2 separate regions of the Homo sapiens genome follow, and region 1 is linked to region 2. The links are chromatin contacts, found by Hi-C in ENCODE. All regions are on one chromosome and are shown on one strand. Each heading gives the region's core, a stretch centred on a gene start or an enhancer-like site at or near the end of the contact. The rest is flanking DNA. Distances are from core to core; before and after follow the strand shown. Region 1 has its middle 150 kb from the start of CAAP1. Region 2 overlaps MTAP (methylthioadenosine phosphorylase).

What was found. A loop is a pair of places that touch in the nucleus more often than their neighbours do. Pooled maps may share reads with other maps.
Region 1: a loop to region 2 is called in a map with no recorded cell type, with 6 times the contacts of the local background. The contact joins two enhancer-like sites. A Hi-C loop is called at or near these places in 2 of 37 single-sample maps with no recorded cell type and 1 of 50 pooled maps.

Annotation. Positions count from the first base shown.
Region 1 is chr9:26,743,921-26,749,041 of GRCh38, reverse strand. No RefSeq gene overlaps it. Among named protein-coding and RNA genes, the nearest start is that of CAAP1, 150 kb to the left of the region's middle. RefSeq lists a silencer at 2,070-2,159 and enhancers at 1,143-2,342, 1,917-2,596. Within about 2 kb of position 2,246, at least 3 of the 41 ENCODE cell types and tissues checked have a DNase peak (open chromatin) inside an H3K27ac peak, as active enhancers do.
Region 2 is chr9:21,852,884-21,858,037 of GRCh38, reverse strand. It overlaps MTAP (methylthioadenosine phosphorylase), which reads right to left. Exons shown (of 8, transcript NM_002451.4): 6 at 3,168-3,407. Among named protein-coding and RNA genes, the nearest start is that of MTAP, 53 kb to the right of the region's middle. Within about 2 kb of position 3,242, at least 4 of the 41 ENCODE cell types and tissues checked have a DNase peak (open chromatin) inside an H3K27ac peak, as active enhancers do.

The DNA of each region.
Region 1 (5,121 bases), core at 997-3,496, 4.9 Mb before region 2:
ACACACTGTATTCATCAGGGTTTTCCAGAGAGACAGAATGAGGAGGTTGGATGGGAGAGGATTTAGTAAGAAGAATTGGCTCACATGGTCACAGAGGTGGAGAAGTCCCAGGTTAGGACAACTGCAGGCCGGAGAACCAGAGAAGCTGGTAGCGTGGCCCAGTCCAAGTCCAAAGCCTCAGAATGAGAAAAGCCAACAATGTAGGCTCAAGGACCCCCTGGAATGTTGCTGGGACAAGTCCCAGAGTCCAAAAGCCAAAGGACCTGGGAGTCTGATGTCCAAAGGCAGGAAGAGAAAAAATATCCTGCTCTGGAAAGGAGAGAGAAAACAGAGTGAGTCCCCCTTCTTCTGCCTATTTGTGCCGGCCTGGCCCCCTGCTGTCTGGTTGTTGTGCCAGCATTGAGGGGATTTTCCTCTCCCAGTTCACTGACCCATGGAAACACCCTTACACACAAACACAGAAACAGTGCTTCACCAGCTACTGGACATCCCTAAATCCAGTCACTTTGACACCTGAAATTAACGAGCACATGTATCTTGAGAAAACAAGTCAAGATTCTGATGTGGAAAGGAAACTCAGAGTCTGGTGAGTTACCAGATACTTGACCATGGAGGAGACCGAGACTTTGCAAACCAGGGAAGGAAACTGTGCTAGTCCGTTCTCACACTGCTGTGAAGAAATAACTGGGACTGGGTAATTAATAAAGGAAAGTGGTTTAATTGACTCACAGTTCCACATGGCTGGGAAGGCCTCAGGAAACTCACAATCATGGTGGAAGGGGATGCAAACACGTCCTTCTTCACAGGGCAGCAGGAGAAAGAAGTGCTGAGCAAAGGGGGAAAAGCCCATTGTAAAACCATCAGATCTCGTGAGAACTTACTCACCATCACGAGAACAGCGTGAGGGTAACTCCCCCCATGATTAAATTACCTCCCACCAGGTCCCTTCCGTGACAGTGGAGATTATGGGAACCATAATTCAAGATGAGATTTTGATGGGGACATAGCCAAACCATATCAGAAACTCCCGCAGCAAGGTCAGGTGTGAAAATAAGCTACAGGAAACATACTCAGATTTTGAATTTATACAACTAATCTAAGTCAGATAGATGGATTGATTTATTTTTAACTCCCTGTCTTGATTTGTAATAAAAATGTAATAAATTAGGTGGAATAGTACGCTATTTGAAACGCAACACAGATGAGGAAGCTTATTGCTCAAAGCCACACAGAATGAAAGAAATCATTGTCTAAAATCACAGAACTGTGACGCATCAGTCATTAACTGAAAGTTTTTGTAAACACAATTCTCATTTTTCAATTGAGATACAATGAGGAGATATTAGAAACATATTTTGATAACTTACCTTTACTATTCCCAGAGGAGCTACTGCCCTGATGCCTTCCTCTTGCTAAGTAGCAGTTCGTTGGTTTGTAGTCATTCTCCCTTAACCATAGGGGATACATTCCAAGACCCCCAGTGGATGCCTGAAACCTCAGGTAGTACCAAATCCTATACATAATTTTTTTTCCTATAATGTATACATACCTATGATAAGGTTTATAAATGTAGCACAGTAAGAGATTAACAACAACAATAAAATTGAACAGTTATAATAATATACTGTAATAAAAGTTATGTGGGGCTGGGTGTGGTGGCTCATGCCTGTAATCCCAGCACTTTGGGAGGCTGAGGCGGGCAGATCACCTGAGGTCAGGAGTTTGAGACCAGCCTGGCCAACATGGCGGAACTCCATCTCTACTAAAAAAAAACCAAAAATTAGCCAGGTGTGATGGTGCATGCCTGTAATCCCAGCTACTTGGGAGGCTGAGGCACGAGAATCACTTGAACCCCAGAGGTAAAGGTTGCAGCAAGTCGAGATTGTGCCACTGCATTCCAACCTGGGGGATAGAGCAAGACTCTGTGTCTCAAAAAAAAAAAGTTATGTGAATGTGGTCTCTCTCTCTCTCAAATCATCTTATTGTACTGTACTCACCTATTTTCAGGTGGTGGTTGTCTATAGATAACTAAAACCATGAAAAGTGAAACCAGGGTCTACTGTGAATACAGCCTAAGGGTCAGAGTGAGAAAATGCTTAACTCCTTTCCTTTCTTAACCTGATGTGTTTTCTTCTTATTTGAGTAAACTGATTTACATTTCCTTTCCCTGAAATAGGTGATCCTTTCACAGACCGGAAGAATGCGGATGGTCAACATGCTTACTCAAAGAGCTGAGTCATAGGCCATAGGGCTTAGTGGAAAGAAAGCTAGGATAGTTGTGAGTATGCCTAACTGTGTGTGATCTTGGGAAACTTATTTAACATCTCTGAGACTATATCCTCACCTGTAAAATGGAGCAATTAATATCTTTAGGGCAGGGTTGTTGTTAGGATAAGAGAAAATACATGTAAACGTATGACATTTAGTTGATGCTTAATAAATGGTAGCTAATTTTCCTTTTATGATTGTAAGGAGTTGAGATGCAAATTGCAATGCCACTGAGAAGGGAAACCAATTAACCAATGAGGAATATAAAAATAGAAGTAAAACCAGAAAGACGAAACCATGAACTCACAGAATCTGTAGATGTGCTTTGGTGAAGGAATAGCTTTGTTTACCTGAAGCAGCTAAGCTGTATTTTGTTTTGAGAAGAATAGAGTGATATCATGTAAAGGGGCCCAGATGAGACTGGAAACATGGGTTCTAGGTCCACTTCTTCTGTGGATGGTATGACCTTGAACAAGTCACTTAAATGTAAAGAAAGGATATTGAGTGACTCTCTCAAATTCCTTCCAGTCCTATGATAATGGAGGCCTGGAAACAGGAAGAGTAGAGTTTGGATGCAGACACACAAAAAATCTTATTTTGGATCCCAGCTCTTTAAGCCTGTTTCTTTCTGTAAAATAGTATAAAGATCTATATTTTGGTGAGGTTATTGAGAAGAACTACGTAGTAGACTACGAAGTTGCCTCACAGTGTGATAAGCATTTTTCTATTTCCCTTCCATTCCTTTTAGCCACATTATATGTCAAGAACTACATCTCAGGCTTCTTAGTTGAGGAGACATGTATGAAATCAGCCTTTGATAAGTGTTGGCTGATAATGATTTTATTTGTTTCTGTAAGGCCTTGCCCACCCAGAGAGAACTCCCTTCTTTTTTGTGGCATTTCATCTTCCTATTTACTTGTTCCAAAATTCCTTTCACTAGGTTATTCCTGACTTAGACAACCAAGGCAAAGCATTGTCTGTTGATGACCATGTCACCAAAAGCGGGATGAGGATACTGAGGTGTTTGTGTGTGCGTAGGTCTTTTACCATTTTGTATTAACCAGATTAGTTCAAATTAAGTACTTGTTCTTGGGAAAGGAAAGAAACTTTTAGCAAGACGAGCAGTATAGTGTCATATGTAGTAGGCTTAGAGTTAGCCAAACTTGGGTTCGAATCTGACCTCCCATTTCCTAGTTCTGTCCCACTTAACCCCTCTAAGAATCAATTTCCTGAGTCTTGTGGGGCTAATAACACTATTCATTTCATAGCATTATTGTAGGGATTAAATAAGATGATATTTGTGATATACTTTGCGTAATACTTGGCATAAAGTAAATGCTTAATAAACAGAACTGTGTGTTTCAGGCCGAACACATACTTTGGTTAAATAAAATTTATGAGAGGCCATTGTTTTGAAGTAAGTTCTGACATTAGGCCCTAATAGAACAGACCAAACCAAAATGGGGTCACTCATGCTAAGGTTCCATGTTACCAAATTGAATTCGTCATTCAACCTTCTGAGAAATCAAGAGAGAGAGATGACAGCCGCAACACTCAAACAGGCCAGTTTTAGCCAGTATGATAAGGAAGTCCCCTCTGCTTTAATTCTTATAAAGAAGGTAACCTGAAGTGACCTGATGTTAACCAATCTGTTTTTTTCTTTTGTATTATGCTATTTCCTTGTTCCTGTTCAAGGTACCTTATGAAAACTGAATGTTCTGCCATGCCCAATGGAGTGTCTTTTATAAATCTTTAGATGAGATGCTGGCCAATTCATGAATCACTAATAAAAGCCAATTAGATCCCTTAACTAAATTTTTTGAAATAAAAAGAAAAATGATTTTAGAGATGAAGAGAGTGAGGCTCGGGGGAATCAGGAAACTCATCTAGGCTGCTGCACCATAGGAAAAATAGGTCTTTGGTCTCCTGACTCCCAAGGCTGGAATTTCTATTTGTCTTTCTATTTCATCACTGTTCTGAAGTTAGAATTTAAGAATCACTGCAATACATCTGCTAATGTAATATATTTATAAAATACATGAATCATATTTCTGATGAATTTCTCTATTCACAATGCTTAGTATCTACAAACTCTGAATAATAAAAAGGAAGTCTGTTTCAGGTGGTATTAATAGTTTATCAAGGAGAAAATAACTGAATATCGTATTAGCATCATTTTCCTTTTACAGAATCTGGCTACTGCCCCCTGGTGCTAATAATATGTAATTACACTTCATGAAAGTTGCATTCAGCATTTAGGTTTGAGTCAAATGTTGATAGAAATTAAACTTGTTGCCCTCCAAACATCTATGCACATTATCTGGATAGGAAATATAAAGTTACAATCCAGAGTCCACCTAGGCATACCAATGGGTAGCAGAATGACTTCACCTTTTAATTGAAAGTAATCCATTTCTGAGAAACCATCACAGGCAATTTGGTACAATTGAACTTTGTCTTTAACCTTTTACTATGATTTATGTGATTAGGCCAATGGAGGAAGTGGTTTTCAACAGCATGATTAAAACACTTTGAGGAAATAATTTCTGTCTTCAAGCACCTTGCATGATTTTTTTTTTTCTTTTCCAAGTGTTTGTCCTTTCTCATCAAAAGGAGAGTCAGGAAATGGAGAAATACTGACTTTTAAACACTGTCTTGGACAGAAATGAAAGCTCATAAAACAGCAAGGTCAAAGCCAGGGTGCTGGTTTTTAGCAGACCTGTGCAGCATGACTTCTTGCCTGATGAACAGCAGGACTAGAGATGTACTAATTTCAGTATTTTCCAAATTTAGGAATTTTACCCATCTATCAGGGATTTTTCAATTTTACTAAGCAAGGATTAAATTTCACCA
Region 2 (5,154 bases), core at 1,993-4,492:
AACCACTCATTATGTGCTTCCTGATGAAAAAATAAAATGCTACCTTAAGACACCTGAATCTGATTAAATTTCTAAATCTAGCTACCAATTTATAGACAATACAGAGGACAGAGAAGCCTATTAAACTACTCCAAGGAGATGATTTCAGCAATTCAGACTGTGGGAAACTCAACAGGACAAATGATCTGGTTCCTTCATAAAAAGCTTGCAACCAAAAGAATAATTTAAGGCATTTAACCAGAAATTTAAATTCTGGCTGGGTATATTAAAGAATTATTATTGGAGAATGAAAATGATAATGTGCTCATGTTAGATACCTCCTGAAGTGTTTATGGATAAAATTATTGATGGGAGTAATAATCATATTGGTTGTAAGTTAATATAATGGTTGAAGCTAGATGCTGAATTCATGGAAGCTCGTGCTATTAGCTACTTCTGTATATGACTAAAATAGCTTCATAAGAAAAAGTTGAAGAAAGTGAACACAAAATTACCATCAGAGATAGAGTACTTGACATGCCTTCCTATGCTTCGAAGAAATCCAGCATTCAGGGACACAAGGATTACATCTTTCTATTTCCTTAAGCATAGTCCAGATCCCACCCACAAACACCAAGATGTGTATAGGAAAAAATGATGAACACTGTAGCAGAGGGGAGTTTGCACTACTATGGGAACACAAAGCAGTGACAGGCTGGGTATCTGCCAGGCACATGTAAATGATATGTTTTAAGCTGAGTCTTTGAATGCAGACATGAAGCATCCAAGAAATTTGCCTTGTATTTACTCATTTCCTTATATATTTTTCCTGTGACTGGTTATTTCTGTATAGACACTGACCTCCCTTCTCTTTGTTCCAGCTGTTGGGCTTCACCCAAAATGTCCTTCCTACTGACCTTCCCAAAATAAACCCTCTCTTCAAGGTGCAGTTTAAATGCTTTTCCCTGATACTACCCACCTCTCAGGCCCCCCACTCCATCAGAGCCACCATCTGATGACCACCCTCTTACAAGCCAGCATTATACTAGCTTTTTTACATATCTCATTTGGTTTAATTCTTCCAGTAATCTTTCAAGGTCTAACTGACTAAACAATGACTAAACAACCTCCACTCCTCACCCAGAGCCCTGGCTTCATTCTACAGAAGAGTAAACAAGTGAAATAACTCGCCCAATGTGACAAGCAAATGGAGCAACTCAAATCTGAAGATGGGTTTAGAGAACTCCAAATCCTTTTTGCCATGCCAGGCTGCAACACACGATTGGCTGAAATAATGCCATCTTTCTGTGGGCCTTCCTTGTAGCATTTAACACTGTCTTCAAGCCTTTCCACTTACAGAGCTTAATTTCTCTGCTTTTCAATAAAGTAGCTCCAGCTGACTATTTCCCCAACCTCATTTGGCTACTAAAGGAAATCACTGCTGGTTCTACAAAGGAGGAGACATATGTTATTAGACTGAGCAGAAAGCCACAGGCAGGAAGCAAACCGCTCTCAGGGTGTGGCAGGGGCTGGAGTTTCCTATTAATTGGAAGCAGCTTCTTGACATTACGAGGCTGAGTTGTTCCTTAGGTTACCAAAGCTGCCAAATAAGATATTATGTTGTGACTTAATGTAATAATTTGCGAATCTCTTACATAAAAGGCATCCTAGTACTAAGCAAACAGTTTATTACACTGAAGAGTCATCATAAGGAATTCATGAAAAACAAAGAACCTGTGTTCATCTATGACCCAAAACACTGTACACATTAGATAGTAAAACAAACTCTCTAAAACGGTGGTACAATATTAGGCCTCTTTGGAGATGTCACTTACCCTAAATGTGCTCAGAAAGTCACCCCTAAATGTTTTCCTTACTTCAAAAGTGACTGCAGTTTTGTCGTCCCTTTATCTTAAAATGAGATAAATGACAGGACGAACGATCTAGTTTATTCAAGTAACACAAGGAATAAAAAGAGAAAGAGGTGAAAATTAGATTAAAAGAGACAAGAGGTAATCATTAAAATACAACATATGGATTGTAAGGGATTCTGATTTGATCAAATTGTTAAAAATTATGAGACTGAAGGAAAAAGGAATAGTCTGAATATTTGATTATATTAAGAAATTAATATCATTATTTTTGTACAATGATGGCATGGTTATAACTTAATTTTAAAAAGACCTTTTAGGAAAATATTTACTTCACAATGAGGGCAGGGGAGAAATAGGTAGGGACATACCTATCACACAAGATTGGCCATGGCTAATTGTGGAACCTAAGTGATGGGTACCTGGAATTCATTATATTCCACCCTGTACTTACACAGATGTTTAAAGTTTTGTTTTGTTTTGTTTTGGAAGCTGACCTCATTGTTCCAGTGTCCTCAAATTCCAGCTGGATCCTGCTGCCTTCCCTGCCTGAACCCCTCACTGTCCTTCCATCTGAAACCCTTACCATGGTCTGTATGGCCTGGCCCTACTGTATTGCATCCCTCCTCTCTCTCCCTTCTCCCCAGTCTCCCTCCTTTCCACTCTACTCAATCATGCCCTTCTTGCCCATCACACTTAAAACAGGAAGGCTTCTCATACTTCAAATATTTGGTCTGGTCAACTCTATTCAGTTGACCTAGTGTACCCTTGTACCTCACCATTCTATTTCTTTATAACCGTTAGCTTTCTTATATTGGTTTGCTTAACTTCTATCTCCATCCGACAGAATGTCGGCTCCTTAAGGACTTCTCTGTTTGTTGTCACATTTCTATGCTGAACAGAGTATCCAGCCACGGTACGTTAAATAGATGGATGTGAACATACAGCCCTCTCATGAGGAAAGGGTTAATAGATTTTTTTCCTTCTTGAAAACAAAAAACAGTAGCATAGCAGCAGAAATTGGCAATCAAAATACACCTTTATCCTGAAAATAAGGCCCAAGTCTTAGTATGATTCTCAACACATCTACCTGCCTACAATGTACTATTTTCACTACTGATCCTTGGGTAAAAGTGTCTCTTTCTTTCCTTTGATCTTTGTTCTTACCTTCCAATGGAACTACAGAAAATATTAACAACTTCAAAACCTTGTAGAAAGGCACTTTCTGAAACTAACGTAATAGAAACAAACAGTTAAGACACCCTATTGGCACCCAGAAACCCATGCTATATGTGCTTAGAAAAGAATTCCACCTACTGCTTCCTCGTGCTCCTTCCAGCAGTCATAATCTGTCGCCATGGCGATACTTGCGTAACAAATTCCAGCCTCCTTAGCAAGAACCACCTCTGGAACTGTGGTCATGTTGATAACATCCGCCCCCCAGGTGCGGAACATGAAGCTTTCTGCCCGGGAGCTAAAACGAGGTCCCTCGATTGTGACCATTGTCCCCTTTGAGTGGCACCGGAGTCCTAGCTTCTTAGCAGTCTCTATAAGAACCTAGAAAAGAAAAACCAGAAACTTCAAAACATACTAGCACATGCACAACTTAAGGCTGCACTTCCCCCCAATGTTTACCAAGTTGATTTCTTAAAGATGATTTGTCACTATAATAAATGCCTACTATCTGCCAGGCTCTCAGAAAAAACCTAGAGGACCACAGAAGGGTGTTTCCTGGACCCTTTCTCATTCACATAATCCTGTTTCCCCAGCCCTTTGCATGTAGAAACTAATAGCTACACAAGCAAGCACTGAGCTCTTTCTACTCGCCAGGCATTTGTTTATATGCTTTAATCTCATTTGCTTCTTAACAACTTTAAGAGACTAAGCTGGTTTGAGAATACAGACTGGAGTCTTAACTTTTAACCTCGCAGGCTAAGCTAAGGTGCCTCTCGTCGCTTATCTTCTCAAACAGGTGTGTTGAGTTCTATTTCCAGGCTTCTGAAAAGTTAATTCTCATTACTTTTAAAAATACAGAATCTGAAGACTTCTGTAAAAGCTTTTGCTGGTTAGAAAGTGATTTCTCTTTTGCCTATTGCCTTTCCACAGAGTTGTGCTGATTGTTTTTCTGTTCACAGGGATAAACATCTTGGAATTCCTTTAGTGGCAAGGCTAGGCATGGATTTTTAGAAACATCATTGAAAAGTTCGATCCTTTTCTCCAGTGTTTTATTTAATACTGCACATCTAATCTTCAAGTTATTAATTACCTTCATTTTTTCTTAGCTTATTCAATATTCCCTTTTAATTAAAAAAAAGTCTTTTCAACTTAACTGTTAACTTACTGAAGCACTGTTGAAAAATCATCTCTGTATGCCTTAGTTTTCTCAAGTGTAAATTGAGAATAATGATATCGCATAATTCAATTGTATGAGGAAGATTAAATGAACTAAGGTATATACAAGCATAGAAGCATGCCAGGTGCGCTGTAAACACTGTATGCACTAAGCTGGTCTTCTAACAATCATTAATACTGGCAGCTTCTACACATATTTGGCTAACCTTCCTGGGATACTATATAAATAAAGTGGAGTGACTCAAAGTCAAAGTCTCCAATCTGGGCAAAGTCTCACCTGCACATGTGTTCATCACATAAACAAATTAACCTATTTCCTTAAAAAATAACTTACACTATGCCACTGCAATGGGAAACAGAATTTTCACAAGAGTCTTGGCAACTCAAAATTTAGCAAGCTATGGACAATGAACAGTTGATGCTACATCATGTTTATCTTATAAATGCTGAAAATAAAATTATGCTTAATTAACACTTTTCCCTAAAAAGTATATGTTATAAATGCAAAAGCCTAAATCTCTACCCCACCCCCTTTTCCCCCCTAAAGTTAAGACATAACAAGCCCACTCCCGCTGGTTCAATAATGTCTTTAAAGATCCTGAATAACTGAACCATATGCTTGGCTAAAGTTCACAGTGCTTCTAGAGATGAATGGCTCTTGACAAGTCCTCACTGTCACTCTGGCACTTTGGGAGATAGGTACCATGCTTATGAGGAGGAGGAAGAAATGGAGGCTATGAATATATGTCAGCCACCTGAACCAGCATTTTGCATTCCTTCAAGAACAGCTAACACTATCTTAAGGCAGCAAAAAATATCAAATACAGGGTCAAGGTCCAGGTCTGAGTTTAAGATGATTTCATTTTCTTACCTCGTGTAATCACTGAACTACTAAACAGACGGATGTGGTAGTGAAAGTACCACAACCCTCACCAAGGAACTAGCAATATTA